Linked DNA regions of Homo sapiens: regions 1 and 2 are each linked to region 3. The links are chromatin loops, found by intact Hi-C in ENCODE. Cell type or tissue: A673. All regions are shown on one strand. Each heading gives the region's core, and the rest is flanking DNA. Links, peaks and the distances in the headings are about the cores only. Region 1 has its middle 34 kb from the start of PRKCB. Region 2 overlaps PRKCB (protein kinase C beta). Region 3 overlaps PRKCB (protein kinase C beta).

Region 1 (10,494 bases), core at 3,386-5,885, 210 kb before region 3:
GTTACAGATGAGCTCCCAGAGACTGCAGCCATGCATAAGCTCCTGATTAGACTCATTACCTAGCTCCAGGTTCTCACTGAGAAAACCAGAAATGTCTTCACAGTCTAAATCTTCGCTGGTTGGGGTTCTTTTTTTGGTTGTTGTTACTTGCAACCAGACATATTTTGATTGATTCAGGGAGGGAGGAGTTTATGATGCAGGGAAATAGCTGCTAATAAATTAATTACAGAGTGGATGTAACACAAACTGATGTTTCTCAAGTATTTCAAAGGAAGATGATTCTTGAAAGGGAAGGAGGGAAGCTGGAACTAGGGTTTTGGATCATAAACACTGAATAAATTATATGTTTTCACAATAATAGACGTGAGCCAGCAATCCAGGGTGGGAAGGGAGATTGGAGTGAAAGAAGCCACTTGAGTTCTCTCTGGCCTTAAGGGCCTGGAACTGGGAGTTATTTCTAGTGAAAGCTCCCATTTGAGAGGGCCCTGAGGAGCTACCCCTGGGAGAACTCTGTCTTAGCAGCAGTCACAAGAGATGCAAAAATGTGGTCAGGGGCTAAAGAAAGATGGACGCTCTTCAGGATTCAGTAAACTACCGAGGGAAGCAAAGGATGCTTCTTGATTTCCAACAATAAGGACGTTTTTGATCTCAAATAATAACTCAAGAAGTAGACAGCTATGGGTTAGTTTGGAGAATACCTAGATCACCAGGAACATCAAGGTTGTGTGACCAGTTGCCTGCCATCCACATGGAAAATCCAGCTTGGGAAATGGACTCTGTCTCTCAGTCTCTCACATTCACTCAATACAAGTGCTCCTGGGTCAAAGAAAGAAAAGAGGCTCTGGAACATGGCTGGGCGCAGTGGCTCACGCATGTAGTCCCAGCATTTTGGGAGGCCGAGGCAGGTGGGTCATTTGAGGACAGGAGTTCGAGACTAGCCTGACCAACATGGTGAAACCCTGTCTCTATTAAAAATACAAAAAATTGGTAAGACGTGGTGGCACATGCCTGTAGTCCCAGCTACTTGGGAGGCTGAGGCAGGAGAATCGCTGGAACCCGAGATGTGGAGGTTGCAGTGAGCCAAGAGAGTGGGTGCCATTGCACTCCAGCCTGGGCGACAGAGTGAGACTCTGTCTAAAAAAAAGAGAGACACTCTGGAACATTCTGGAAAGGGGATATTTAAAAGATTATTATTATTTTAGAGACAGGGCCTTGGTCTGTCTTCCAGGCTGGAGTGCAATCATAGCTTACTGCAGCCTTGAACTCTTGGGTTCAAGCAATTCTCAACCTTCCAAGTAACTGTGACTACAGATGTACCCCATCACAGTGGATTAATTTTTTTTTTTTTTTTTTTTTTGGGTAGAGACAGGGTCTTGCTGTGTTGCTTAGGCTGGTCTTGAACTCCTGAGTTCAAGCAATTCTCCTGCCTCAGTTTCCCGAAGTGTTGGTATTACAGGTGTGAGCCACTGTGTGTGACCTTAACAGTTTAAAATAGAGTTGGAAGAACTAGAGGAAAGAAGGAAATGTTGGGAAAGGTGTAGTGGCTCGAGGGATGATCCTTGCAGATTTGAAAACGTTGCTTCTCAGAAGTGATATCTCTGGAAATGAGGATTTCTGTAAAGTGGGAGGGTAATTGTTCACCAGGATACGAAATATTTCTAAAGGGGAAATAATGTCACATTTAATCTTTTTTTCCTTCCAATAATAATTTTCTCTCATTGTAAAAGTAGGGCATGTCCTTAAAGAAAATGTAGAAAGTACAAGTACAAGAAAAAAAAGAAGAAAAATAAATCGCTCATATTTCTGCTACACTAACAAAGCCGCTTCCTTTATTGATTATGTTTATTTTACATTATTTTTAAAGCCATAGGCTGGGTGCCATGGCTCAAGCCTGTAATCCCAGTTCTTTGGGGGGTTGAGGTGGGCAGATCACTTGAGGCTGGGAGTTCAAGACCAGCCTGGCCACCATAGTGAAACCCATCTCTGCTGAAAATACAAATATTAGCTGGGTGTGGTGGCACATGCCTGTAATCCCAGCTACTCAGGAGGCTGAGGCAGGAGAATCGCTTGAACCCAGAAGGTGGAGGTTGCAGTGAGCCGAGATCGTGCCATTGCACTCCAGCCTGGGCAACAGGAATAAAAAATGAAAAACAAAAACAAAAACAAACCATGCTACAAAGCTTGATATTTTGTGTTCTGTTTTCTTTTTACTTTCCCATTTCCATTATATTGTGAACAGTTTTGCTTATTATTATTACAGACTTTTGGCCAATATCATTTTTAATGCCGCTTACTAATATATGAAGTGCATGTACTATAATTTCCTGAATAAATCTTTTCCATTAGTTGGACAATTAGGTTGTTTCCAGTTTCTCTCTACTAAAATTGATGTTTCAGTGAAAATTGCCATGAGAATGCCCACCGTCACCACTCACCAAGCACTTATTGTGCTGCGTGGCTTCCATTCCACATTTATTTCATCCTCACAACAACCCAATGAGGCAGACGTTATTGTGGTTTATTTCCTTTTCTTTTTATTAAATTATGAAAATAAAATGTGTCTCTGTAAAAGCAATTCAAGCAGAACCAAAGGGGCCTAAGGGGAAAGACCAAGCCCTTCCTCCCCTTTCCCTCCAATCTCACCGCTGCAATTCCCCAGAGATAACACTCATACATTTCTTGTATACCCTTCCAGAAATTTTTTGTCCATATCCAAACACATTGGGAAATGGACTCTGTACTGGCATTTCATGGCATGTATTTTACTCTGAAACTTCCTATTAGTCTGAGTGACATATCTCAAATGTCTTTTTTTTTTTTTTTTTTTTTTTTTTGAGACGGAGTCTCGTTCTGTCTTCCAGGCTGGAGTGCAGTGGTGCAATCTTGGCTCACTGCAACCTCCGCCTCCTGGGCTCAAGCGGTTCTCATGCCTCAGCCTCCCAAGTAGCTGGGACTACAGGTGTGTACCACGGCACCCTGCTAATTTTTGTATTTTTAGTAGAGACTGGCTTTTGCCATGTTGACCAGGCTGGTCTCAAACTCCTGACCTCATGATCTGCCTGCATTGGCCTCCCAAAGTGCTGGGATTACAGGTATGAGCCACCGTGCCTGGCCTCAAATGTCTTTCTATGTCAGAAAATTTCAATCCTATGAGCTGGCTATAATTATTTTCATTTTACACTTGACTAAATGAAGGCTTAGGAGGTGAAAGACTATGCTGTTGAATTGCATTGTGTGCCCAGAAAAAGATATGTTGATGTCCTTCTTATCCTCCAGTACCCCAGATGTGAGCTTAATTTGGAAATAGAGTCATTGAGGTAATTAGTTAAGATGAGGCTGTACAGGAGTAAGGTGGGCCATAATCCAATACAACTGGTGTGCTTATAAAAAGGGGCGATGTGGACACAAAATAGACAGGCATAGGAGGAAGATGTCATAAGAGACACAGAAAGAAGGCCATGTGAAGATGGAAGATTGGAGTGATACATCTGCAGCCATGGAGAGATTGCTGGAAACCACCAGAAACTGGGAAGAAGCAAAGGAGTCCCCTGCAGGTTTCAGAGAAGGCATGGCCTGGCCGACACCTTGATTTCAGATTTCTTGCCTCCAAAACTGAAACATACTTTATTATTTATTTATTTATTTATTTTGTAGAGATAGGGTCTTGCTATGTTGCCCAGGCTGGTCTTGAATTCCTGGGCTCAAGTGATCCTCCTGCCTCCAATTCCCAAAGCACTGGGATTACAGGTGTGAGCCACTGTGCCTAGCTCTTTTTTTTTTTTTTGAAATGGGGTCTCCCTCTGTCGCCCAGGCTGGAGTGCAGTGGTGCAATCTCAGCCCACTGCCACCTCTGCCTCCTGGGCTCAAGCGATTCTCCTGCCTCAGCCTCTCAAGTAGCTGAGATTCCAGGTGCCCTCCACGACGCCTGGCTAATTTTTGTATTTTTAGTAGAGATCAAGTTTCTCCACATTGGCCAGGCTGGTTTTGAACTCCCGATCTCAAGTGATTGGCCTGCTTTGGCCTCCCAAAGTACTGGGATTACAGGCGTGAACCACAGCGACCGACTGGCTCAGCTCATTTTTTAAAAACCACCCAGTTTGTGTGACTTTGTTAAGGCAGCCCTAAGAAACCCAAACACATGTCAAAGTTTCAAAACTCGTAGGTAGCAGAGCTGGAATTTGAACTCAGGTAGGTGTGACCCTAAGGCCAATGCATTTAAACGAACAGGATCTATCTATTTTCTTTTTTGAGCGAACCCCTGTATATAGTGCTTAGCCTGTGCCAGGCTCTAGGCTAAGCATTGGCATGTATCTCTCTGAAACTGGCATTTCGCCTTCTGGGCAGTGCAGTAATTTCCTCCTTGAGGTTGTCTGGTGGCTTCCACCAGGGGGCAGACCTGGGCTTTCGTGCACAGGCAGGAAAATAACACACAAGGCAGGAGGTGGACTTTTCCCTTCCCTTCCCTTCCCTTCCCTTCCCTTCCCTTCCCTTCCCTTCCCTCCCCTCCCCTCCCCTCCCCTCCCCTCCCCTCCCCTCCCCTCCCGTCTTCCCTCCCCTCCCCTCCCCCCCCCTTCCCTTCCCTTCCCTTCTTTCCTTCTTTCCTTTCTCTCTTTCTCTCTTTCTATCTTTCTTTCTTTCTTTCTGACGGAGTCTTGCTCTGTCCCCCAGGCTAGAGTGCAGTGGCGCTATCTTGGCTCACTGCAACCTCGGTCTCCTGGGTTAAAGCGATTCTCCTGCCTCAGCCTCCCAAGCAGCTGGGATTACAGGCGTCTGCCACCACACGTGGCTAATTTTTGTCTTTTTAGTAGAGACGGGATTTCACCATGTTGGCCAGGCTGGTCTCGAACTCCTGACCTCATGATCCACCCACCTCGGCCTCCCAAAGTGTTGGGATTACAGGTGTGAGCCACTGTGCCTGGCCAGGAGGTGGACTTTCTGGCAGTTCCCTCTGTAGAGATTGTCTGTAGGTTTGGTCTACCAAAGCAAAGACCACATTAAAAACAAAAAAACAAAAAACAAAAAACAAAAAAAAAAAAAAAAAAAAAAGAGAGAGAGAGAGGATCGACCCAGACGATTGAGTGCAAATAAACTTCCATGTTTTCTGAGGGAGAGAGAGCCAAACACCAGGGGTACAGGCAGTCTGATTTCCAGAGAGGGACTCTGTCATGGATGTGATGGGAGATGTGTTATCTGCTTTTTCTCCAAACAGATCCTGAACCCATTCTCACTCAGCAAGCTTCTGATGAAAAAACAACGAACATTTGTGTCATAGGCACAATTCTAGAGATGGTCATCCAATAATTAATCTTGCCGGGTGCGGTGGTTCAAGCCTGTAACCCCAGCACTTTGGGAAGCCAAGGCAGGAGGATCTCTTGAGTCCAAGAGTTTGAGACCAGCCTGGGTAACATAGAAAGACCCTGTCTCTAAAAAAAAAAAAAAAAAAAATTAAAAAATTAGCCAGACATGGTGGTGCACGCCTGTAGTCTCGGCTACTTGGGAGGCTGAATTGGGAGGATCACTCGAGTCCTGTAGTTTGAGGCTGCAGTGAGCTATGATCATGCCACTGCCCTCCAGCCTGGGCAACAAAGCCAGACCTTGTCTCTAAAAAACAAATAAAAAATTAATCTGCCTTTTTGTGCAATGGTCTCAGCAGCAGCAGCCGTATCTATACCACATGACCTTATACCCCTAGCTGAAGCAGAGCTTAGGGTTTTGACATGAGAGATGTAAAAGTGGCCCCTTAGGAGGAAGTTTGCACATTCCTGCTGCTGAGTTTCTGCAGCTGCCCTGGTTGCTGGCCCTGCTAAGCCCTGGTTGTTCAGCCCTTCCTTGGATTCTGTTAATATACCCAGTATCCATCCCATAATCTTTCTTTTTACAATGCCTTTTAAGCCAGTCGTAGTTAGTTTCTATTACTTGCAAAAGCACAAAACAAAAAAAACCCTGAATTTATATGAATAAGAATAGAAAAAATAAATGATTAAGTATATTATTTAAAGCCATGCAGGCAATTAAAAAGTTATAAATAATAAAGTCATTAGAACAACCAGCACCCAGAAAAGAGGTGGAGGTTCTCAATAAATATTTATTCAGTGACCGCAGGAATTTACCCACAATAATATCAAACAAAACTGATGTAGAAACAAGGGAAAAGGGGATAATAAGGCTGAACTAAATTTCGCTCTTTTCAATGGAGACAATATGGTTTTAAGTTGATCAATCAAAACACAGAAGCACAATCATATTATTTAGAATTATAGTGTGAACGCCAGAGTTAAAACAAGAAAACGTTTTCTGAGGAGTGGGAGAGTGTTTTTCTGTCTCCTTCTAAACATCTCCTTCTAAACTCTCAACCCTTTAATAATTTGGCAGAGGGTTCTAAGCTTGTTTGGAAACCCAGGCTGCGAGGGAGTAGGACTGAAATCCAGAACTCGCCCGGGTCACCGGCACGAGGCACATCCTCCCAGAAGGGGGTGCTGCTTTCTGATGTGCACAGAGGTGCTCACAGGCCAGACTCCACCTCCTGTTTGCCAGTCCCATAGGAGACAATGGTATCTCATTATTGTTTCAATGTGCATCTCCTTAATTGTGTGTGAGATCGAGTGGTTTCTCCCGTGTCTATAAGCCATGTGAATTGCCTCTTCATGTCCTTTGCACTAAATGGAAGCTGTGTCTCATCTCGTTCAGAACTTTCTTTTTCTTATCTGATCGTTTTATTACTCAGCTCCTCAGTTTAGCTCATTTTTGGCATACTAGCTGGGTTTTAAATTCTCCTTTCCTCTTCCTTCTTCTCCTCTACCCCTCTCTTCCTCCTCTATCCCTCTCTCCTTCTTTACAGATTTGATTTTGTAAATACCTCCCAGAATCCTAACACTCCTGCTTAGTTCCTTGCAACAGTGTTTGGGGAATCATACATACCAATGACAGGAATACATCTCGTATCGGTTACAAAATATAAAATGACCATCTTCCTTTTGTTCAGTGCCATTTACTTCTGCAAACATCCCTCCATTCTTTCTAGCTCTTCCACAAACCCTCTGCATTCTCCTATGGGCTTAGATTTTTAGGGCAAAAGCCAAGACATCTTGGAGATTATTGTGCTTTTCAGACCTGCCACAAACCCCCTCAGAGACTAGGACTTTCAAAGTTGACTTTCTGCTTGCTTGGCTGGGGGAAAGACAGTGGGGAGAGGAAAAGTGTATAAAAATCCATAAATTAAAGTCAAAATGTTATTCAATTACATTTGGGTAAACCCAGAAACAATTCTGGAAGCACTTGAAGGCAATATTTATCAGTGATTAGCCCGGGGGGATTTTATGTCTTACTTTGTATAATTTTCTATAAATTAGGATTATGCATGAGTTTTACTTTATTTTCCCCCCTTGGGCATCTCTCATATATATATATATACACGTATATATATATATATACACGTATATATATATACACTTGTATATATATACACATATATATACACGTATATATATATACACACGTATATATATACATATATATACGTGTGTATATATATATACGTGTGTATATATATATATATAATTTTTTTTAAGTGAGGTCTTGCTCTGTTGCCCAGGCTGGAGTGCAGTGGTGCAATCTTGGCTCACTGCAACCTCCGCCCCCCAGGTTCAAACGATTCTCCTGTCTCAGCCTTCTGAGTAGCTGAGATTACAGGCATGTGCCACCACGTCTGGCTAATTTTTGTATTTTTAGTAGAGACGGGTTTCCCCATGTTGGCCAGCTGGTCTGGAGCTCCTAACCTCAGGTGATCTGCCTGCCTCGGCCTCCCAAAGTGCTGGGATTACAGGCATGAGCCACTGCACCTGGAAATATTTTTCTTTTTAAAAATTTTTTTCTGGCCGGGCACAGTAGCTCATGCCTGTAATCCCAGCTACTCAGGAGGCTGAGGCAGGAGAATCACTTGAACCTGGGAGAAAAAAAAGGAAAGGAAATTTTAAAAAAATGTTTTTTAAAAATTCCTTTCTTTTTTTTTTTTTTGAAACAGGGTCTCACTCTGTAACCCAGGCTGGAGTGCAGTGGCACAATCTTGACTTGCTGCATCCTCAACCTCCCGGGCTCAAGCAATTTTCCCACTTCAACCTCCTAAGTAGCTGGGGTGACAGGCTTGCACCACCATGTCTGGCCAATTTTATAATTTTTGGTAGAGATGAGGTCTCACTATATTGCCTAGGCTGGTTTTGAACTCCTGGACTTAAATGATCCTCCCGTCTCTGCCTCCCAAAGTGCTGGAATTACAGGCATGAACCACCACTCCCGGCTCTCCTAATATTTTTTATTTGAATATTTTCTAGAAAAATAACATCGTAAAATTCAGAGTAACAAAATGTATACAATGAACACCTAATTTCTCTCTTACTTTCACCCAAGAAACAATTACAATTAATGTTCTCTTATGTAAATTCCTTGTGATATGATCTTTGTAGTGTCTCTATGTGTGTGTCTCTATCTCAATCTCTAACTCTGGATATCATCCTCCATTCTTTTTACACAAGTGGGTATGTCACCTACAGACTTTTATGTCCCCAGTGCTACAACTTGTAAATTGCTTAATGTCAGAGCCCATAAAAATCTACCTCATTTAAAAAAATGGCTGTGTAGCATTCTTCTGTGGAAGTTCTGTAATATAACAAACACTCTCCCATTGAGTGGGAAACATTGTTTCTCATCTTTTGCTACTATTAATAATGTCAAAAGAAATAACTTTGAGCAAATATCTTTACTCAGATTCCAGCTTATGTCTAGGATAAATTCTCAAAACTAGAGTTCCTGGGTCAAAGGATTTTTTTTTCTTCCTCATTTCTAATTTTTGATAGCTATTTCAGAATCTCCTTCCAAAGAAGTTGTACCAGTTTATGCTCACACCAACAATGTGTGAAGCTGGATTTTTTTTTTTTTTTAAGACAGGGTCTCACTCTGTCACCCAGGCTGGAGTGCAGTGGTTCGATCTCGGCTTCCAGGCTCAAGCTATTCTCCTGCCTCATCCTCCTGAGTAGCTGGGATTACAGGCATGTGTCACCACACCTGGCTAATTTTTGTATTTTTTGTTTTAGTAGAGACAGGGTTTAGTTATGTTGGCCAGGCTGGTCTCAAACTCCTGGCCTCAAGTGATCTGCCTGCTTTGGCCTCCCAAAGTTCTGGGATTACAGACATGAGCCACCACACCTGGCCAGAAGCTGAAGCTGGTTTTTTTTTTTTTTTTTTTTTTGAGATGGAGTTTCACTCTTGTCGCCCAGGCTGTGAACTCAGCTCACCGCAACCTCCGCCTCCCGGGTTCAAGTGATTCTAGTGCCTCAGCCTCCCTAGTAGCTGGGACTACAGATGTGAGCCACCACATCCAACTAATTTTTGTATTTTTAGTAGGGACGGGGTTTTACCATGTTGGCCAGGCTTGTCTCGAACTCCTGACCTCAGGTGATCTGCCCGCCTCAGCCTCCCAAAGTGAAGACATTTATTTATATAAATGAAGAAAGTATACAGATAAATTACACAAACACAAATTAGAGAAACTTTGATCTCTCTCTTCTACTTACTAAATTAGCAACAACAGGTAATACCCCTGCCCAAGTGGTGATGCTATAAAATGTTACAGCTCTTTGGGAATACAATAAGGCAAACATAAGCCATACAATTGTTCATATTATTCTATTTAATAATCCCACTCCCATGAATTTATCCTAATAAAATTAAAAACTACTTAAGTATTCAGTAATACTGATGCCCTCTGTTGATGAATCCATTTTCGCCCCCACTTATTTGAAATACCACTTTTATCTTATTTAGGGGTTCAATGACATGGATACTCACAGAAAGTCTTGGGTAACTGAACTCTGAGATCCTGTTCATTTTTATTGCTGACATTTTTGTCTTTCAGATGGTAAAGGAAGTATCTAGAGGAACTGTTGCCTTGGGCCAAATTCTGGCCAACCAGGTGGAACAAGCTGGTGAGGGGAAGTGACAAGGACCTTAGTAGAAAGTGACTGTGTGGGTCTAGACACCCTGTCTGCCTCCTACCACTTTGGTTAACCCTCCAGCTCTTTCCAGCTTAGCTGGGAACATCCCTTGTGGTCAGTATCCTTGACAGCCTAGCACTGTCTCTAATAACAGAAAGTTTGACCAATGAGTTCCCCAAATGTGCCCTCCTTTCTCTTGTCTCCACGTTTTTGCCTCTGCCCTTCCCTTTGCCTGCAATATTTTCCCTCACTTTTAGCCTAGCTAACTCTTCAGCCTTCACATCTGTTTAAAGGTTACCTGCAATGTGAAGGAGATAACATGCTAAGCTAGACACTCCATAATACCTTCTATTTTCTTCTTCTTCTTTTTTTTTTTTTCTTGAGACAGTCTCACTCTGTCACCCAGGCTGTAGTGCAGTGGTATGATCTTGGCTCACTGCAACTTCTGCCTCCTAGGTTCAAGTGATTCTCCTGCCTCAGCCTCCCAAGTAGCTGAGACTATAGGCAC
Region 2 (10,494 bases), core at 4,335-6,834, 130 kb before region 3:
TTTCAGCCACCCGAGTAGTTGTGATTACAGGCATGTGCCACCATGCCTGGCTAATTTTTGTATTTTTAGTAGAGACAGGGTTTCATCATGTTGGTCTGGCTGGTTTCGAACTCCTGACCTCAGGCAATCTGCCCAACTCAGCCTCTCAGCCTCCCAAAGTTATACAGGTTTTTTTTTTTTTTTTTTTTTTAAATCTTTTCATAGCATCTGTAACTGTTTAAAATATTAGTTTGACTTCCTTTTCTAGAATGTAAGCTTTGGGAGAGCGGGGTCCTTGCCTGTCTTGTTCTCTGTTACTTCTCCAGCTCCCAGAATGGTGGCTGGCACTCAGGGGGTGCTCAACACACATAATTGTCAAGAACATGCTACATCAAGGCCTGAGTGGCTTTGCCACGGCTCTTCTTGTGACTGCAGGCCTTGGTGCCAGCAGCCACCCCAGTTCCAAGAAATGGTCTCTTGCTGGCCAACTTAGCAGGAAGAACTGGCAGCGTTCCTGTTACAGCACTTCCAGGTGGCTGCTTTTCCCTGAGTCCATGTGGCTTCTCCATGTCTCTCTGTTGGAGTCACAAGTTGTGGAAATTCACTTAGGCCAACTTAGACCAAGAAGTGGAATAGTTAATAGTTAAATGTCAGTCTGGGCAACATAGCAAGACTTCGTCTTTACAAAAAATTTTTAAAAATATTAGCTGGTGCGGTCGTGTGCACCTGTAGTCCTACCTACTCGGGGGGCTGTGGTGGGAGGATCGCTTGAGCTCAGGAGTTGGAAGCTGCAGTGAACTATGATTGTGCCACTGCACTCCAGCCTGGATGACAGAGCAAGACCCTTTATCTAAAAAACAAGAAAAAATTAATAAATAAAAGTTAAATATAAGGTCTCTGGAGGTATCCTGTTTGGGTTCAGATTCTGGCTCTGCCACTTCCTAGTTGGGTCACTTTTGGGAAGTTACTTAACCTCTTTGTGCCTCAGTTTTTCACCTACAAAAATAGAGCAAAGTGTAAAAATATGAACTACCTCACAGGGTTGTCAGGAAAACTAAATTTTGTGTATGGAAAGCACTGATTGCTGAGCAGATGGTGAGCATCTCTGAGTAGGAGCTCCTGCTGCCATTATTATTATTATTATTATTGGAGGTTATCATGTGTGATTGAAGAGCAGGAACTTCAGCTGGGCTTCAGGAGCAACTGGTTAGAAAAACGGAAGACTTGGCCCGGCGTGGTGTCTCATGCCTGTAATCCCAGCACTTTGGGAGGTCGAGGCGGGCAGATCATCTGAGGTTAGGAGTTCAAGACCAGCCTGACCAACATGGTGAAACCCCGACTCTACTAAAAATAAAATAAAAAATAAAAAAAAAATTAGCTGGGTGTGGTAGCGGATGCCTGTAATCCCAGCATTTTGGGAGGTCGAGGTGGGTGGATCAACTGAGGTCAGGAGTCCAAGACCAGGCTGGCCAACGTGGCTAAACCCCGTCTCTACTAAAAACACACACACACACACACACAAAAAAAAAAAAAAAAAAAAGAAAAAAAAAGTTAGCTGAGTGTGGTGGTGGGCGCCTGTAATCCCAGCTACTTGGGAGGAGACTGAGGCAGGAGAATTGCTTGAGCCTGGGAGGTGGAGGTTGCAGTGAGCCGAAATCGTGCCATTGCACTCCAGCCTGGGCGATGGAGTGAAACTCTGTCAAAAAAAAAAAAGAGAGAAAAAAGAAAAAAAGAAAAATGGAAGACTTATCGGGAATGCAGGCAGCTGTGCGATTTCAGCTTCTCTTTGTTTTTGGACCATGGGTTTTCTGGTTCTTCTTTGGTTCCTGCAGGTCTGACTTTCTCCTTTTTCTGTTGATGGTCTTTCTTGGCCTGTGTTTGCAATGGGTCAACCATGTGCTTTCTGGCCATACTTCACACTTACTTCCCAACTGGGACAGATAGCATTTCTTAAGTCTAATTCCAAACTTCTGGGATAATCTGATTGCCCTTCATTGAGTCAGAAGCCAGTGGATAGGGACATGGAAGATGCTATAGCTGGGCTCCACCCTTGCAGGTGAGAGGAGCAGTTTCAGGAAAGTCTGCCAGGCATGAGCTGAGACCTTAAGAGATGTCAGCTAGAATTAGCCACTGTCAGTATATCTGCTTCTGGGTCCCACTCTTCATCCTGCTTTTCAAGGTTTTCAAATATACACTCCTACTCAGTCTCATGAAAATTATTATTTTTAAAATACCCTTTAGCACATTTACCTCTAATGATACTAGATTCTTGCCTCCTGCCTCTGTAAATCACTCGGTCACTTCCCGATCTTATATTTGGCTGTCAAGAATGTGGAAATCTCACAGAACCCTTGAATTTCAAAGTTGGAAGGGAAAATTGCTTGTCTATGCTTATAAAAAATACACACCTACACCCACGTACACATGTATTTACTAAAATAGTATTAGGCTAAATATTCAGTTGTACAGCTTTCTGATTTCATTAACAATGTCTGTCTTTCCGTGTCAGAAGAGATAGACATTTGAAAAAACGGCAGCGTAGGATTTTGTTCTATGGATGAGCTAAAAGTTCTTTCACCTGTCCACAAACTTCCACCTAGTCCGTGTGCCTTATAAAACACAAATTCTGAAATCCCATGTAACGTGTCAGCTAGATTCTGCCTATCACTGAGTAGAGATGAACCATCACATCTCATGTTCTAGATTTGGGGTTACAAATTCAAATTCCTACAGGGGCCAGGCAACTGTCTTAGATGTGTGAAACGTCCTAGATATAAGAAATGCCTGTAAATGAAACCTTAAGAGTTTTTATAAGCATACAAATAAGTATGTAATATTTTGAAACATACTTATTTTTTGGTGTACCCACACAGGCCTAGCATCACCAGATTCTTCTCTCTTTTTTTTTTTTTTTGTTTTGCCCCAAGAGAGGCAGGAAATGAGTATATTTATGGGAGCTTTCCTAATTGTGAAGTGTTGGTAAGTTCATTATTTTTAAAAAACTAAAAACCAACTTGCAGGCCAAACAAAATGTGGGCCACCAATGTGTAATCACTGATGTAGATAATGCACTTCAATTAATCTAAAATCATCAACTATTTTGGCAGCCCTCTCAGACTGCTGACTCACTGAGCTTTTCATCTGATGAAATCCTTAAGTGATTCACAAATACTTAATCTGAAAACCTCTTAATCTAACTTGTGTTCCTGGACTTGTAAATTGGGTTTCTGGACCTTAATACTTGCTCATGTTAAATCCATTCTGTTACTTATGTTTAAGGTCCTACATCTGTCTTCCAGCCTGATCACCCATCTTTTCAGCCATGTGTTGTTTTTGAATTCAACTCATTTGATCCTTTCTCTATGTCCTTTTTTTTTTTTTTTTTGAGACGGGGTCTTGCTCTGTTGCCCAGGCTGGAGTGTGGTAGCACGATCAGGACTCAATGCAACCTCGACTTCCTGGGCTTAAGCGATCCTCCTGCCTCAGCCCCCACAAGTGGTTGGGACTACAAGCACGTGCCACCACACCTGGCTAATTTTTTTGAATTTTAGTAGAGATGAGGTCTCACTATGTTGCCCAGGCTGGTCTTGAACTCCTGAGCTCAAGTAATCCTCCCAGCTCAGTCTCCCAAAGTGCTGGGATTACAAGCGTGAACCACCATGCCCAGCCTCTCTGTGTCTTATGATAAAAAAAATACTGGATGAGACAAGACTGAGGAGGAAGACCCAGGGACCCTTTTTAGCAGAGCTTACCAGCGGGTGTCCAAGGATTGAATTTCCCTTCCTAGACATGTTTTGCTTCAACTAAAAAGATATATATATATATATATATATATATGATGTATATCACACACATATGTGTATATCACACACATATGTATGTATATCACACACATGTGTATATCAAACACATATGTATATCACACACATATGTATGTATATCACACACATATATGTATGTATATCACACATATATGTATGTATATCACACATATATATGTATGTATATCACACACATATATGTATGTATATCACACATATATATGTATGTATATCACACATATATATGTATGTATATCACACATATATGTATGTATATCACACATATATGTGTGTATATCACACATATATGTGTGTATATCATATATATATATGCATGACCCATATTTAAAAGTAGGATATTTCATAACGAAATACCAGTATTAGGTATCTTTTGAAAAAGTGTCGTAACTGACAGCCCAAGTCTGCATTCCTTCATGGCACCAGGGCTAGAACTGAGAAGTAGCTGACTTTTTGGGGTGGATATGGGCTCCCCTAGTCATGCTATATGCCTCATTTTATGTGACTGGCCGGGCCCCATAGGCGTTTATGTTTGCCACTCTTTTAGAGGTCCCTTTAAGGTTGACATATATTCATTGATTGATCAACTCATTTACACACGCATGCAGTCATTTTTTGGACCCCTGTCTATGTGCTCTGCACAATGCGAGGTGTGGGATATAATGGTGACCAAGACAGATTCCAACCACTCACTCACAGATCCCACAGCCTACCAGGGAAGCCAGATATGGAACAATTATATACGTAATTTTACTTGTAAGTGCCACAAAGACAAATTGTATTAAGTAGTACCATGTGGCTGTGGAAGTTTAACTTGTCACTAATCCACCAAACTCTGAGAAGACAGCATATTTTCCGTCATTCCCAAAAGACTATCACAGGCAACATTGAGGAATGCTTTGTTAAACTCCAGGGATATATTCCACATCACACTTCCCCCGTCCACCAGATTAGCAACTGTCCAAGGACAAAACAAAACACACACTAAAAAGGAAATGGGGTTAGTCCGATATGTCTCCATCTCCTTATGCTGGTTCTTTTGTCTGCAGAAGCCACGGTTTCTTTTTCTTTTTGAAAAAAAAAAATGACATTTGCGTACCTCTCTGCGTTTCTCTTTCTCCAGGATTCTTCTGGGATCCTAGGCAGTGTGGTTTGGTGATCTCACTGGTGAGATCTCTTGGAGCCCTGGAATGCAATTCATCTGGGCCAGAAGAGTTGAACTAATTTAAGGACATCTGAGTGCTTCACTGATGTATTTGTTCTGCTCTGTCCCTTCAAAATACCACTACTCAAAACAATGTTCAGCTGGAGAAAGTGGTTAACACTGGAATTTTCTTTTTTTCTGAGACCTAAGTGACAGGGAAGGGTGGATGAAGGAAACATATCCTTTGAAAATCCTTTAGTTAGAATCCTTTGGTTGCAAGTAACATAAATGAACTCTGATTAATGTAAGCAAAAAAGAATTTGTTAGAAGGATATGGGGGGGGAGGGATGGACAGAGATGTGAAGGAAAAGATGAAGAACCAGGCTTTAGAAAGTCCTGAAACCAAATGAATTCTAGGGATCTAGGAAGCAGGGACTAATGACTGTTTCCTTCAGGACACCAGAGATGGGGTGAATAACTCTGTAAAAGATGCAAATTTCCCACCTGGGTAACATAGTGAGACCCTGTCCTTAAAAAAAAACAGTAGCCAGGCACAGTGCCTGTAGTCCCAGCTATGTGGAGGCTGAGGCAGAAGGATCACTTAAGCCCAGGAGCTCAAGACTGCAGTGAGCTATGATGGCACTGCTGCACCCCAGCCTGGGCAGCAGAGGGAGACCCTGTCTCTTAAAAAACAAATGCTAAATTTTAGAGAGAATAGAGAGAATCTTTTCTTAAAAAGGTGCTAAGTCTGGGGAAGGAGCTTCTGATTGTCCTGCCTTGAGTCACACGACCATCTCTGACTTGTTGACCCCTCTACAATCCCATATAAGACTCCCCAAGAGTAGATTCTGAGCAGGTAAAGCCCATGGGTGTTCCCAAAAGTCGGCCTCAACCTGAAGCCACTTATTCACTCTGAGCTCATCACCAATGGCATGCCGCACTGTCAAAACTCTCTTTCTGTGCATTTGTCTGGGCCACTCAACTCAGGAAAGTTAGTTGTTCTGTGTGAGTCCCCATGTTCTCACTGATTTCATTTCAGTCTTTAAGCTAAAAATCTGTGTAAATGGTAATGGAGAATGGCTACATCACACTTAGTATGTGTCAAAGCAGTATCCTAAGTGCCTTAGTGGTATCAGCTTATTTAAGACTGACAGTACTCTGAGGTGCAGTCACTTCTTTTTTTTTTTTTCCTTTTTTTCAAAACAGAGTCTCACTCCGTCATCCACACTGGAGTGCAGTGGCATGATCTCGGCTCACCGCAACCTCCGCCTCCCAGGGTCAGGTGATTCTCATGCCTCAGCCTCCTGAGTAGTTGGGACTACAGGCATGCACCACCACTCCTGGCTAATTTTTGCATTTTTAGTAGAGATGGGGTTTCACCACGTTGGCCAGGCCGGTCTTGAACTCCTGACCTCAGGTGATCCACCCACCTGGGCCTCCCAAAGTGCTGTAATTACAGGCGTGAGCCACCGCACCCGGCCTGTCACTTCTTGTCATTCACAGTAGTTATGTTCTGTAAAGTCACTGCAAACACTGAATTAATAAACACTGAACCATTGTTCCTAGGTGAAATACAAAGTTGGGTTCCTGTGAGCCTTTGGTCACAGCATTTTCATCCACTGATCAACCCGTAAGCTTATTCTGTGTGTGTTTCTGTTTAAAGACACCTTAATATATATTGTTGACTCATTAACATCTAACTCACTGCCAACAGCACTCCAACTCGTGCCTGATCAAAGCTTATATAACACACGCATGACACATCTCGGACTCCTTGCACTTAGGAACACCAGATAGCACTTCACCATTACCCTATGGGACCATTTTACAGCAACGTCACCCTCAAAAAGCAGAAAAATGGGAAAAAGCATGCTGCTAATATACCACAGAGAGAATGCTTGTTTACAGCATGAGAGCTGAAGTCTGAAGGTAGAACATGGTTTTGTTCATCCTCAGCTGGGAACACATGTTGGCTGACTCAAATATTTTGCCACTCCGTACATGTCCGTGAGTGATCATGAAAGAACCTTGAGTATGGATTTGGCGGTTATAAATAAATTTTAGCAAGAGGTGAATTTGCAAATAATGAGGATTGACTATAACCCCTGTTATTAGCTCTAGTTAACAGATGGGGGAATGGAGGTAAACAGCTCTCTGCAGGTCTTGCAGCCAGGGAGTGTAGAGGAGGCTTTGTCATTCTGGGTGCACAGCCTGCGTCCTTAAGAGGCAATGTAGTGTTGGCTGGGTGTGGTGGTGGTTCATGCTGTAATCCTAGCACTTTGGGAGGCTGGGGTGGGTGGATTACTTGAGGTTAGGAGTTCAAGACCAGGCTGGCCAACATGGTGAAACCCCGTCTCTACTAAAAATACAAAAAAATCAGTGGGGCGTGGTGGCACGCGCCTGTAATCCCAGCTACTCAGGAGGTTGAGGCAGGAGAATCACTTGAACTTGGGACGCGGAGGTTGCAGTGAGCTGAGAGCGTGTCACTGCACTCCAGCCTGGGCGACAGAATGAGACTCCATCTCAAAAAAAAAAAGAGGCAGTGTAGTGGTTGAGTGCAGTGTAGCTCCTGCTGAGAGCTGGTTTTCATGTTTTGTGGGCACACAGGAAGTAGAGAATGCTGAGAGCTGGGCACTGAAGCAGTAGGAGATATGGGAGTGGGAAAGTGGTTTTCTTTAGTAAGTCTGGGCTGTTTTCATAGCCTAGGATGAAGTTCAGCAATACTCAACCTTGAGGTTTTCCAGGCACCTTCTCCTTGACATGAATCTCCTGCAAACAGATGTCATAGTAATCTGGGAATAAACCTTTGTTGTTGGTCCTTTAGCTATCCTTTTTTTTTTTTTTTTTTTTTTTTTTTTTTTTTTTTGAGACGGAGCCCCACTGTTGCCAGGAGTGCAGAAGCATGATCTCAGCTCACTGCAACCTCCGCCTCCCCAGTTCAAGTGATTCTCCAGCCTAGGCCTCCCGAGTAGCTGGGATTACAGGCATGCACCACCATGCCTGGCTAAGTTTTGTATTTTTAGTAGAGACGGGGTTTCACCATGTTGGCTAGGCTGGTCTCGAGCTCCTGACCTCAAGTGATCCGCCCGCCTCGACCTTTCAAAGTGTTGGGATTATAGGCGTGAGCCACTGAGCCCGGTGCCCTGGTCCTTTAGCTTTCTAAGACAGCAGCATAGTAGTTCAGAGCATAGGCTCTTGGGCCATAGCTTCCTGAGTTCGAATCCTAGCTCTGCTGTTTTTTAAACTCTGTGACCTTGGGCAAGTCTTAACCTCTCTGTGCCTCAGTTTTCTTGTCTGCAAAATGGGATTAATAAAAACACCGATCTCATAGGATTGTTGTGAAAATCGAGTGAGTATGTTTATAGTGTTTAGGAAAGTTCCTGGTACACAAGACATGCTCTGAAAGTGTATTAATATTATTTGTCCTTAGACTCAGTAGTACTCTGGGGGAATCGAATCCCCACCCCTAAGCCAGGCAGCATGGTAGAAGCTAGGTCAGCTGGCAGGCTCCTGGGTCTTTTCCATTCTGCTGCAGGAGATGCCTGACTCACCTCTTGTGCTCACACAGATGACAGCTAAATAGAAGGGCTCTTTCCTCCTAGTATTAGCTTAATTATAGGGGCTCCCTAGAACAGTGGGGAAAATGAGCTTTGAGAATCCCCCCACCACACACACAAGGCCCACACTAGCACCTGAAAGAGGAGTGAACATTGCTTCCTGCCTCCTTCTCCCCCTCCTTCTCACATATGCCTTTGTCTCTGTGATTCTGCACGTTTAATTTTTAATCCCGGGATGGGTTCTATTAGTTTTTGTGTATTTTCTCTGCCCTGGTTTGAGCTCCAAAAGGTCTGTTTGGGTCTCTGTGGGTGTCTGACAGCCTCTGCAGGCCTTTCTGAATTATATAACTCAAGCTTTGTATTTTCTATTTGTTACTGGGGGTTCTTTCTGTGCTATAATTTTACTCTTAGAAAATGAAGTAGGGTACTAGAATTTTCTCTGGGATCCCCTAGGGTTTCCTTCTGAATATTTTTTCCTGCCATATTTTCTTCGCTAAAACATTTTTTTTTCTTATTTCAGAAGCAATACATCTTCATTATAGAACATTACAACAAGATGCAGAGAAAGAAAATAATCTTATCAAGCAGAAATGTTAATACCTTGCTATCTACCCATGTCTCTCTGTCTCTGTCTCCTCAAACACACACAAATGGGGTCAAGATGACATAAGAGACTATCTGCTTTTCAATTCACATTTTACGATCTTTTTTTTTGTATGGTTCTGTAGTCTCCACTGCTTGGCTTGACGATCTTTAACAGGTGCCCTCCGGATGGTCATGGGGGTATTTTCCATTTCTCACTGTTACAAGCAGTGCTCTGATGAAACACCTTTTGCTGGCATTCCTAATTATGTCCTGAGAGCAGACTTCTAGAAGTTTTCAGCAGTGAGGTTAAAGGGAATGTTTGCCTCTCCTCTTCACTCTGTGATGCTCCTGGGGGCCCAGGCCCATGAGTCTCTGTGTCCATCTTCCCAAGATGAAAGACAAAGAATGGGCAGAGCATTGACAGGGCCCTGTGTTGACTCCTTTTCTCTCTTTTCCCAGTTTTTTTTTTTTTTTTTGAGACAGAGTCTCGCTCTGTTGCCCAGGCTGAAGTGCGGTGGCGCGGTCTTGGTTCACTGCTACATTTGCCTCCCAGGTTCAAGCAATTCTCCCGCCTCAGCCTCCCAAGTAGTTGGGATTACAGGCACTCACCACCACACCCAGCTAATTTTGTATTTTTAGGAGAGACGGGGTTTCATCATGTTGCCCAGGCTGGTCTTGAACTCCTAGCCTCAAGTGATCCACTCACCTTGGCCTCCCAAAGTGCTGGGATTACAGGCGTGAGCCACTGCACCCTGGCCCATTCCCGTTTTTTAAAAAAATATTTTATTCCTTTTAGACTATTTAGCCACAGTTTTCCATTCTATTCCTTGGGATAAGTGAAAACTTGATTTTTAAAAAATAATTACAAAATTTTAAAATCATGGTAAAAAACACATAACATAAAATTTACCATCTTAACTATTTTTTTAAGTGTACAGTATCATTTTAAGTACATTTACATTGTTGTGCAACAGTTAGGACTTTTCATCTCGTAAAACTGAAACTCTATACCCACTGGCAATAACTTCCCATTTCTTCCTCCCCACCGAGCCTCTGGTAACCACCATTCTGCTTCCTGTTTCTATGAGTTTGGCTATTTTAGATGCCTCATGTAAGTGGACTCTTGCAGTATTTGTCTTTTCATGGCTGGTTTCTTCCTTTTTTTCTTTTCCTTTCTTTCTTTCTTTCTTTCTTTCTTTCTTTCTTTCTTTCTTTCTTTCTTTCTTTCTTCCTTCCTTCCTTCCTTCCTTCCTTCCTTCCTTCTTCCTTTCCTTTCTTTCTTTCCTTTTTTTTTTTTTTTGACAGGGTCTCCCTGTTTCTCGCAGGCCAGGCTGGAGTGCAGTGGGGCAATCACAGCTCATGGCAGCCTTGACCTCCTGTGCTCAAGGGA
Region 3 (10,299 bases), core at 2,578-5,077:
CAGTTTGGCCACTAACTAGCTGATAATCTTGGGCTAGTTACCTAACCTCCCTGCTTCAGTTTCCTCATCTATAAAAAGAGGATAAAATGGCACCCACCTCATAGGGTCCACGTGAGGATTAAATGAGTTAACCTAGATGGTAAGAGCTTCATGCCGTAACTGGCACATAGGACATGCTAGTTAATATTATTGCCACAAATGATCCTTTCAAGTCTTAGATTGTGCATTTCAAAAGTCCATCCTTATTTTTGGAATTGCATGCATTTATCTTGCTTTCTGCAAAATGGAAAGGCATCTCCCATGGGCTGGTTGGAGAGAGGGGCTGATAAAATGATGGTAATGTGATAAAATGCAGTTCTCTTGATTGTCAAGTGAATTCTGCATGATTCTTCTGCTCTCATTTGCCACGGGCTGACTGCTTCTGCAATGCAGAACCCGCTTGTAAAGGTCAGAATGAATTGCTTCCAAACATCCCTTTGTCCCTCACTGTCACGAAGACACAGAGCTGCATGCTGTGGAGGAAGAAGCAAATCCATGATGCTGGAAGGCCAGAGAACAGAAACCAACCGTGCACAGAGAGGCGAGCTGCTGGGACTTGAATGAAGCTGATGCGTCCCATCTATAAATTATTGTGGCTTCTCCTAGTTGGGAGGCAGGACCAGCCTCACAATTTCCCAGAAGACCGTAATTTCTGGAGCCTGCAGGCCTGGGGGCAAATGGAGAAATCAAAAGGCAGATGGCCTTGGAGATAGGCAGCCAGAAAGGATGTGAAAGGCCCTGGTTCTGGACTCAAGAGACCTCACGTTTCCTAGTCTTCTTTCTGTCTCTGCTCTTTTGTGTTCATGAGGTTCATGCCCTCATGAGGGCTCCCCCACCTCCAGTGGTCTAGGATTCTAGGATGTCTTGGTATTCTTTTTCAAAAAAAAAAAACTAAGAGCCAGCATTTATAGATATAATTCTGTCCTAAACACTTTACATATAATAATTCTTCATTCTTCATTACACCCTGTGAGATAGGTTATCATTGTTATAATTCCATTTCACAGATGAGGAAACTGAGGTACTCAGAGACTAAATGACTTGCTCAAGGTCACTTGTGAGAGGTCCAGCTCTAGGCCCTCTGGCCCGTGGGGCTATGCTCTTACCTAGTACCTCAAACTGCCTGGTAGACCTCAACCCTGTGTACCTGCACAAATGGTCCTGAAGCAGGCAGCTTTCTTCCCTGAGAGCTGCCTTTCCAGATATGCACTGCCAAAGGTCTGTGACCCTACAGCCTTGGCCTGATTTGGTCCAGATGCGTGTGGACATCTCTCCCAAACAGGATCAAATTGGCCTCTTCTAGGAGTTTAGAATTTGGAATCAAGGGTGCTGGTTTTAGTCTGGACTGGTCACACAGTTTTTGACAACTGTTTATTGTACGGGAAAAGTGTCCAGCTTGATGAATTCTCACACAGTGAATTTTTCTTTGTAAGCAGAGCCCCAGAAGCCCTTCTTTGCTCCTTCTAATCTCTACACGTCCCTCCCCATCCATCAAAATAACCACTACCAGACCAGCAATCCTTTGGCTGCTTTTCCCCCCACCCCCAGTGATCTATTTTATTTTATTTTGGAAAGAACACGTAACATGAAATCTATCCTCTTAACAAAGTTTTAAGTGTAAAATGCATCATTGTTGATGATGGATGCAGTACGAGACAGCAGATCTCTGGGGCTTATTCATCATGCTTGACTGAAACTTGATGCCCATTGGTAAGTAATTCCCCATTTTGCCCTTCTTCCAGGCTGTAGCCACCACCCTTTCACTCTGATTTTCTATCAATTTGACTATTTTTGTTACTTTACGTAAGTGGAATCATCTAGTATTTGTTTTCCTGTGACTAGTGTTTTTCATTTACCATAATGTCCTCAGGGTTCATCTATGTTGTCTCATTGCAGAACTTCCTTCTTTTTGGGGGGCTGAAAAATATTCCATCATATGCATAAACACATTTTCCTTATCCATTTGTTCGTCAGTGGACACCTAGATTGCTTCCACGTTTAGCTGTTGTGAAGAGTGCTGCAATGAACATGGAACTGCTAACATTTCTTCAGGATGTTAATTTCAATTCTTTTGGGTAAATACCCAGAGGTGAGGGTGCTGAATCATATGGTAGTTCTATTTTTAATGTTTTGAGGAACCTTCACACGGGCTAAGGACTTGAATAGGCAGTTGTCCGAGGAAGACATACAAATGACCAAAAGGCATATGAAAATTTAAAAAGCTAAACATCACTAATCACTAGGCAAATGCAAATCAAAACCACAATGAGATATTATCTCACACTTGTTAGGATGACTATTTTTTTTTTTTTTTTGAGATGGAGTCTTGCTCTGTTGCCCAGGCTGGAGTGCAATGGCGTGATCCTGGCTCACTGCAACCTCCACCTCCCGGGTTCAAGTGATTCTGCTGCCTCAGCCTCCCAGAGTGCTGGGATTACAGGTGGGAGCCACCACGCCCGGCCTATTTTTTTTTTTAAAAAAGACAAGTGTTAGCAAAGATATGGAGAGATTGGAACCCTTGTACACTGTTGGCAGGAATACAAAATGTTGCAGATACTATGGAAAACAGTTTGCCTGCTTTTGAGCACTTAAAAAACAAAACTAGGCTGGGCCCGGTGGCTCACATCTGTAATCCCAGCACTTTGGGAGGCCGAGGTAGGGGGGATCACTTGAGGTCAGGAGTTTGAGACCAGCCTGACCAACATGGCAGAACCCCGTCCCTGCTGAAAATACAAAAACTAGCCTGGCATGATGGTTTTTGTATCTGTAATCCCAGCTACTCAGGAGGCTGAGGCAGGAGAATCGCTTGAGGTTGCGGTGAGCCGAGATCATGCTACTGCACTCCAGCCTGGGTAACAGAGCAAGACTCCATCTCAAACAAAAACCAAAAAACAGAATTATAGAGTAGACCATCTCTTGTGTCTGGCTGGTTTCTTTCATATGTGTGTGTGTGTGGCCACATGATATTGAAAGGACACATAGCATCCTGTTCATCAGGATGTCCAGCTTCAGAGCCAGCAGGGGCCAGGCAGGTGGGTGAATGAGTGACGTGTGTGACCACAGGCATGTCCCATTGGCCCATTGAACACCCTATCTGAAAGGGGCAGCGGCACTCAGCTCCGTTTCCTAATTCCTGCTGTTTAAAGGATGAAGGTCTAAGTTTTCCCATTTTTTTCCAGAGAAATCTGAAATCCCCTAAATTTAGATTTTGACAGAGAATTCAAGAATTACAACTGTGGTGTATTTTAAACACATTTTTGGACTGGATTCCTTCTGTGAACCTCCGGTTTACAACTTCTGCATTCGTAGGTGGGGACTGTCAGTGGAAGGTCTCCCCCACCCCACATCGGAGGGGAGAAGGGAAAATGTAAATTTAGTCAAATGGGCTTTCTTTGGAGAGTAGAGAGTGTGCAATAGTCCAAGGCAGGGAGCTTTAAAAGAATGCAGAAGTCTTTTTTCTCTCTTGGTGTCTGAGCTCTAAATTGGCTGGGACATATCCTTAGTTAGGAGTCAGTGGCTATAGCGCCCCCTGCTGTCCTTTAGCACCCTCTTCGTGTCCAGTGAGATCTGCAGGTGAGCCTGGAAGCCACTTGCTTCTCCTGCAGGTTTTGGGAGGAAGATTCATCATTTTAAATATTGCTCAAGTGCCTGCTGCTGCCAGTGACTTCATAGGCTCCTGTTAGACTCACCTTCACTTATATTTGGTCAATTACCTACTCCCTCAGTCAGACCTTGCCACTCGATTTTTTTTTTCTTTTTGATACAAGGTCTCACTGTGTTGCCTACGAGTGCAATGGTACCATCACGGCTCACTGCAGCCTCTGCTTCCCAGGCTTAAGTGATCCTCCTGCCTCAGTCTCCCAAGTAGCTGGGGCTACAGGCATGTGCCGCTACGCCTGGTTGATTTTTTAATTTTTTTGTAGAGATGGGGTTTCATCATGTTGCCCAGGCTGGTCTCAAACTCTTGGGCTCAAGCAATCCTCCCACCTTGGCCTCCCAAAGTGCTGGGACTACTCAGGCATAAGCCACCATGCCCAGCCACCACTCTATTTTTTTTTAAATTGGAGGTAGGGTAAGAAGGACTGGGCCAGGTCGTCCTTCCCACAATTCCAGTCTCACTGTTTCTATCTATTGAAAAGCATTTCTGGCATTTGCTTGGTACCTTTCCCTGGTTTCTGGGCTGAAATAGATTTTATCCCATTTTTAAACAATTCCTTCTGATACTTTCAGGGGTAGTTTGTGGATGAGAGCAGAGTGAAATGCATAGGCTCAGGTTTGTGGCCTTGCAAGTTAATAAAGAGTGTGGACTTTGGAACTAGCCTGCCTGGGCTCCAATCTTGGCTCTGGTACCTACTAGCTGTGTATCATTGTTTTCATTGTTTTGTTTTGTTTTATTTTGTTTTGTTTGAGACAGGATCTCACTCTGTTGTTGGGGCCAGAGTTCAGTGGTGCAATCATAGCTCACTGCAGCCTCCAATTCCTGGGATCAAGTGATCCTCCCACCTCAGCCTCCTGAGTGGTTAGGACCACAGGCATACACCACCACACCTGGCTAATTTTAAATTTTTTTGTAGAGATGGGGTCTTGCTATGTTGCCCGGATGGGTCTTAGCCTCCCAAAGTGCTGGGATTACAGGCATGAACCATTGTGTCCCACCTTAGCTGTGCACTTTAAATAAGTCACTTGACCTCTCTGTTCCTGTTTCTTCATTTACAAGGTGAAGATGATAATATACTACTTCTTAGGGTGAGTATTAAATAAGTTAACCTATGCAAAGAGGTTAAAACAGTGCCTAGCATATCATAGAAATGTTTGCTTGACCCAGAGGCCTGAACCTGCTTTGCCTTCAGTGTTGGTCTTTAGGTCCTGGCTTCACTCCTTAATGCTGCATCTCAGCCTTTCCTCATGAAACTTTCTGTCTTTGATCCTTTTCACTCCTTAACTGTGAATCTCCCAAATTCCACTGAGCAGTGATCAATTCTTGGGGCATCTTGCTCTGTGTTCCCAGACATTCCTTCACCCTCATTTTCTCTCCATGGCCAAATCCTATAGTGCCTCCTAAATAATTATAGCTGACATGTATGTAGCACCTATCATATGCCACGTGCTGTTCTAAGTGATTGATATATGCTAACTCATTTAATCCTCACCCTATGAGAAAGATGCTTTTTTAACACCTATTTTATAGAGGAGGAAACTGAGGCCCAGAGAAGTGAACTGACTTGCCAGGTCACATAACTAATAAGCAGAGTCTGGATTTGAGTTTGGCTCTAGAGCCTGCTCTTAGCCACCATGTCCCATCCTCACTGAGAGGACCCTTGTTCAACTCCACTAACCCTCTCTGGACAAGTAGCCTCTGGTCCTGTCTCCCTGCTTCCTCTCTGTCTCACTGGCCTACCCTTTCCACACCTTTCTAAAAACCAAATGTGATCATGTCATCCTCTTTGTTGAAAACATGTCAATGGCTTCCCATTGTTCTTGGGACAAAGTAAATACTCTTTGAAGTGGCTGCGAAGCAGGGTGGACATACGTCCTCCTCTGCCAAGCTTGCCTATAAACCAAATTGGTTTGTTCTGTTGTGTCAGCGTACCACAAGGCTGGTGCCCTTGTCATCCTCACAAGAGTCCCTGTTGGAAGATACAGGATATGATTGTCCTACTCATGAGGCCCTGCGTGCTCTGGCGTCAGGGTCCCTCCAGCCTTTGCTTGACCACTCTGAGTACCTTCGTTCACTCCTCTGTTCATCCTGCCACCAGGCATTTGCACATACTTCTCCCTTGGCTGAGATACTCTTCTCTCTCTTCTTCCCTGTGAGTTCAGTGGGTCTCAATTCTAGTTGCATTGTAGAATCTTCTGCAGGGCTTTTTAACTGAATGCAGTGTCTGCACCCATTCCAGACCAACTAAGTCCAAATCTCTGATTGATTCAGAACCTCTCAGTTGCATGCAGGGTTAAGGGCCCTGGTCAACTCACGCTGGTCCTCTAGACTGCAGCTCAAGCATCACTTCCTCAGGGAAGCCCTTCCTGACCTCCCTGACCAGGCCCATTTCCAATATTTTGTACTCAGCACACCACATACCTCTTCTTGCTGTCACATATCTTAGGGACATCTAAATATTAGGTTGGTGCAAAAGTAATTGCGGTTTTTGCTATTGTAAATAATGGTGCAATAGTAATTAGTTAAAAGTAATTAAAAATAATGGCAAAAGCACAGTTACTTCTGCACCAACCTAATATTTACTTACATGGTGACAAAGAACCCAGATTCTGGATAAAAATGAATCACTAGCTGTGTGACCTTGGGCGAGTTACTTAACTTCTCTGTGTCTCAGTTTTCTCCCCTATAAAATAGGAATAGTCAAAAACCTGTTTTACATGGTCGTTGAGGATCAAATTAGTTCATAATATGTAAGGCGCTTGGAACAGTGCCTGGCACATGGTGAGTGCTGTATGTGGTAGCTGTTACTGCACTAGTAATTATTACCCCCTGCTGGGATCTGTAAATCCCTGAAGGTGGGGTTGGCATCCGTTGTTTGATCACTCCACACCTAGGATGCTGCATGAACATAATAGCTCTTCAATACCTGTCTGTTCAGCAGAGTGGCGTCCTAGTGAGGTTCTTGGTAAAAGATGAAAGGTGAGATGTGGAATTGCAAAAAAAAAAAAAAAGTATAGACATCAGAGTTGGCCTGCACAGAATTCACCTTCCTCAGTTAGGGCCCTTGTCTATGCGGGCCTGCTGGTTCAGGGTCATTGTTTCTAGCGGTCATGAGGATCAGAGCCTGCCTGGACTTGCTGTGTGCAGAGTCCCCGGTGCAGATGGCCACCTGGCAGGCATTTGCTCCAGCAGCATCCTTTGCAGGAATGGGAGGCTCCTCTGTAATTCACAAACTCACCGTGTCCTTCTATACAGAGGATCTTTCTGCTCTTCTGAAATGCAGACTTGGGTGTGCTGAGAGCTTCTGTGACAGAGGGTGCTGTCAGGAAGCTGGGCATCCAGGGCTGCACCTGGAAACCAAGCTGGCAGCGGCTTTGCAAGTTGAATAATCTTATGTTGTGATCTTGCATTTACGGGACCCCCCACTTAGCAAAAAGGGGTGCTCAGACCACTTCCCTTAGTTGGCTTACGGCACTGCAGGGGGAGAGGGGTGGGGAGGGGAGGAGATGGGTGTGGTTTTGTGGGTGATGGAGGATTTATTTATAATGTGGGTGTGATCCGTTGCCATGTGACTATTCCCTGAAACTACTGTACACCCTGAGCAATGAATGCACAACCCGGCCTGCACAGGAAGAGGTGGGGCTCACTCTGTGAACAGCCTCCACCAGAACTCGAAGGCCCCCTGGGGAATACCAAGCCTAACCCCTTTGTTTTCAGAAGGAGGAACTGAGACCAGACCATGGCAGTGACTTGCCCAAGATCACAGATGTCATTTTTATTCTAAGCTAACATTTGTCATATGGATACTACATGCCAGTCACTGTGCCAAGCTAAGCATCATCATTGTGATTTCATTAATCTGTACACATCTAGAAAGCAGGCTCATTATATTCAGCAAACACTTGCATAGTGTATATATGATGTGCCAGGCACTGTGCTGAGTCTTTTACAAATATTAATCCATTAAATTCTCATAATCCTATGAGGATTTAGTGTGATTATTATTTCCTTTTATTTATTTATTTAAGACAGAGTCTTGCTCTTGTCACCCAGGCTGGAGTGCAATGGCATGATCTCGGCTCACTGCAACCTCCACCTCCTGGGTTCGAGCAATTCTCCTGCCTCAACTTCCTCCCAAGTAGCTGGGACTACAGGCACCCGCCACCATGCCCAGCTAGCTAATTTTTGTATTTTTAGAAGAGATGGGGTTTTACCATGTTGGCCAGGCTGGTCTCGAACTCCTGGCCTCAAGTGATCCGCCCGCCTTGGCCTCCCAAAATGCTGGGATTACAGGTGTGAACTGCCGCGCCTGGCCTTATTTCCATTTTAAAGATGAGGACCCTGAAGCTCAGAGAGGTTGGGTAACCTGTCCAAAGTCACACAGCTGGGAGGTCATTGAGTTGGGAGTCAATCTCAGACAGTCTGGCCTTGAAGTGTCTGCTCCAGCACTGTCATTTCTCTCCATGTGACAGCTCTTCTCTCCATTTTACAGGTGAGAAAATCAAGGCTTATATAACTCAAGTAGCTTGCTCGAGGCTGCACGACTGGAAATTACCAGAGCTGGTGTTGAATTTGCACATTCCAGCTATAGAATCTGACCCCTGATCTCATGCTAAACTCCCTCTCAGTGGGGCTAGGGTCTTTTGGCTGAGGGGTCCAAGCTGGGAACAGGTCACGGGGGTTGAGGCAGAGCCTGAAGCCAGCAGGTGGAGGTGGGGTGGTGTCAGCCAGGTCTACCTGGGTTGACTCTGAACCTCATGCAGTGGAGCAGTTACTCCCTTCCCATGGGGCAGAGCCCCAGCTAGGTGGCCATCGCCTGGTTACACCCTCTAATTCCTTAAGATTTCAGCTTAAACTTCATTTTCTCAGGGAAGCCCTCCTGACTCTATCCAGCCGACACTCTCCTTGTAAATTCTCTAAGCACTGAGTGTCTCCTTTGCAGCTGTTGGAAGTGTACATTGGTTTATGCTTCTTTATTGTTTTCCCCAACTAGACTGACATAGGGAAGGTACTCAACGAATATTTGGTGACTAAATGGTTAAATAAGTGAATGGCTTATAGCTGTAGTAGAAGGAATTGGCACAGGAAATCAAGACTGAAGTCCAAGAAGTGGAAATATATATAAGGTTTATTGGGAAAAGTCACAACTCAGTAGGCACAGGGATGCCCTGAGCAGTGATAATTAATAATTAATAGTTAATAATAATAGCTTGTACTTATTGAGTGCCTGCTCTGTGTCAGGCAGCTGTTTTAAAGGTTGTGGGTAATTCATTCCCTAGAACCTCACAAAACAAATATTGTTATCCCCTAGGGATAACTACCGCTAGGGTTATTATCCTAGCTCCCCCTAGGGTTGTTGTTCCTAGACAGTTAAGGTTAACTAGGGATAACATCAAGAGAGCTGGCCCAAGGTCACCATTTCTTCCCAGCTTTTAACCAACGTTTTGAGAATACAGTATTCCCCATCAAAATCGTGGCTCACCACGGCTGTGAGTTTCACCCAGCGGCCTGGGTGGTCATGGTGAAAGCTAGAAATACATCTCTGGAAGACATTTTCAGGTATGCTACAGAGGCTGGCATACCCGGGCTAAGAGCTGCTGGCCTGGCTAATGAACTAAGATCACTCGTTGAAACAACAGGTATAAATCTCCAAGCAGAAAAGACTCGCTTAACATGGATGGCAAATGTTGTCTACCAAGAAGACCCAAGAAAATAATCAAATACCCTTTGCCAAGAATGTCTGGTTATAAAATAAAGATATAAATGACAATAACTTTTCTGTATTTTAGCAACAACCAGTTAAAATAAATTTGAAAAAATCCCAGTTAAAATAGCAATAAAGAGGTAAAATACCTAGGAATAAATACTTAGGCCCCAACTAAGAGAGTTTATGGGGGAAAAAATCTTTTCTGGAAAAACACAAGAAGGCTCAAATTACATGTGAATTCCACCCCTAGCTCCCCCAATCTGTTTTTCTCCTGGCAGCCGTGGTTCTATATCACATCCCACCTCACCCCTTAGCTCAGCCACAGCACCCAGCTCTGCACAATTCCTTATTCTAAATTCTGATTGGCCCAGTTCTTCCTTCATAAATTTCATATCACTGACCCAACCTTGGTCTATTCAGCATTGGCTGGAAGTATGAGGTCAGATGCTTTACTGTCCACTGAGCTGGTGCTGTAGGTTGGAATTTTTCTAGAAGGGTCAATAAGTTAAGCAGCCAATGATTGGCATTTCCAGCACAATCTGGGAGAATACATGGATAAGAATAACCAAGAAAAATTTGAAAGTAAGCAGGAATGCTAGGGGAGGGGCCAGTGGGTATAAAGGTGTGTGCCTCTAGATACCAAGAGCTTATACTATGGTATGGTGCAACGGTGGGGAGAGAGAGACAGATCAGTGGAGCATAAGACAATATTAAAAAATGAGCCGAGAATACATAAGAAATTCGTGTATCATAAAAGAGGCATTTCAAATCAGCAGGGAAAAGATGCATTTCATACATTTGCTGTCTAAACATTAAGAGTAGAAATAAAGGTCTTTCTTGAGAGCTCATGCTAAAATGAATGCCAAGGGAAATGATGATTTCAATGTAAAAAAGT

The links. Hi-C counts contacts between places; a loop is a spot of excess contacts. Peaks named below come from ENCODE experiments on the same cell type or tissue, not always from the same donor. Only the 100,000 strongest peaks of a DNase experiment are listed, where the experiment ranks them.
Region 1: it touches region 3 in a loop (9-fold over the local background); 87 of 110 quality-filtered maps call a loop at or near these places.
Region 2: it touches region 3 in a loop (12-fold over the local background); 18 of 110 quality-filtered maps call a loop at or near these places.

What each region holds. Positions count from the first base shown.
Region 1 is chr16:23,797,216-23,807,709 of GRCh38, forward strand. No RefSeq gene overlaps it. Among named protein-coding and RNA genes, the nearest start is that of PRKCB, 34 kb to the right of the region's middle. RefSeq lists a cis regulatory region at 6,283-6,689. In A673, for the core only: a CTCF peak has its summit at 4,368 (motif pointing right); a DNase peak (open chromatin) is centred at 4,376; H3K27ac peaks cover 427 bases.
Region 2 is chr16:23,871,691-23,882,184 of GRCh38, forward strand. All of the region lies in intron 2 of PRKCB (protein kinase C beta), which reads left to right. Among named protein-coding and RNA genes, the nearest start is that of PRKCB, 41 kb to the left of the region's middle. RefSeq lists an enhancer at 10,102-10,231. In A673, for the core only: a CTCF peak has its summit at 5,619 (motif pointing right); a DNase peak (open chromatin) is centred at 5,621; H3K27ac peaks cover 2,500 bases.
Region 3 is chr16:24,007,089-24,017,387 of GRCh38, forward strand. All of the region lies in intron 3 of PRKCB (protein kinase C beta), which reads left to right. Among named protein-coding and RNA genes, the nearest start is that of PRKCB, 180 kb to the left of the region's middle. RefSeq lists a silencer at 3,618-3,667 and enhancers at 7,363-7,482, 7,593-7,662. In A673, for the core only: a CTCF peak has its summit at 3,592 (motif pointing left); a DNase peak (open chromatin) is centred at 3,553; H3K27ac peaks cover 2,238 bases.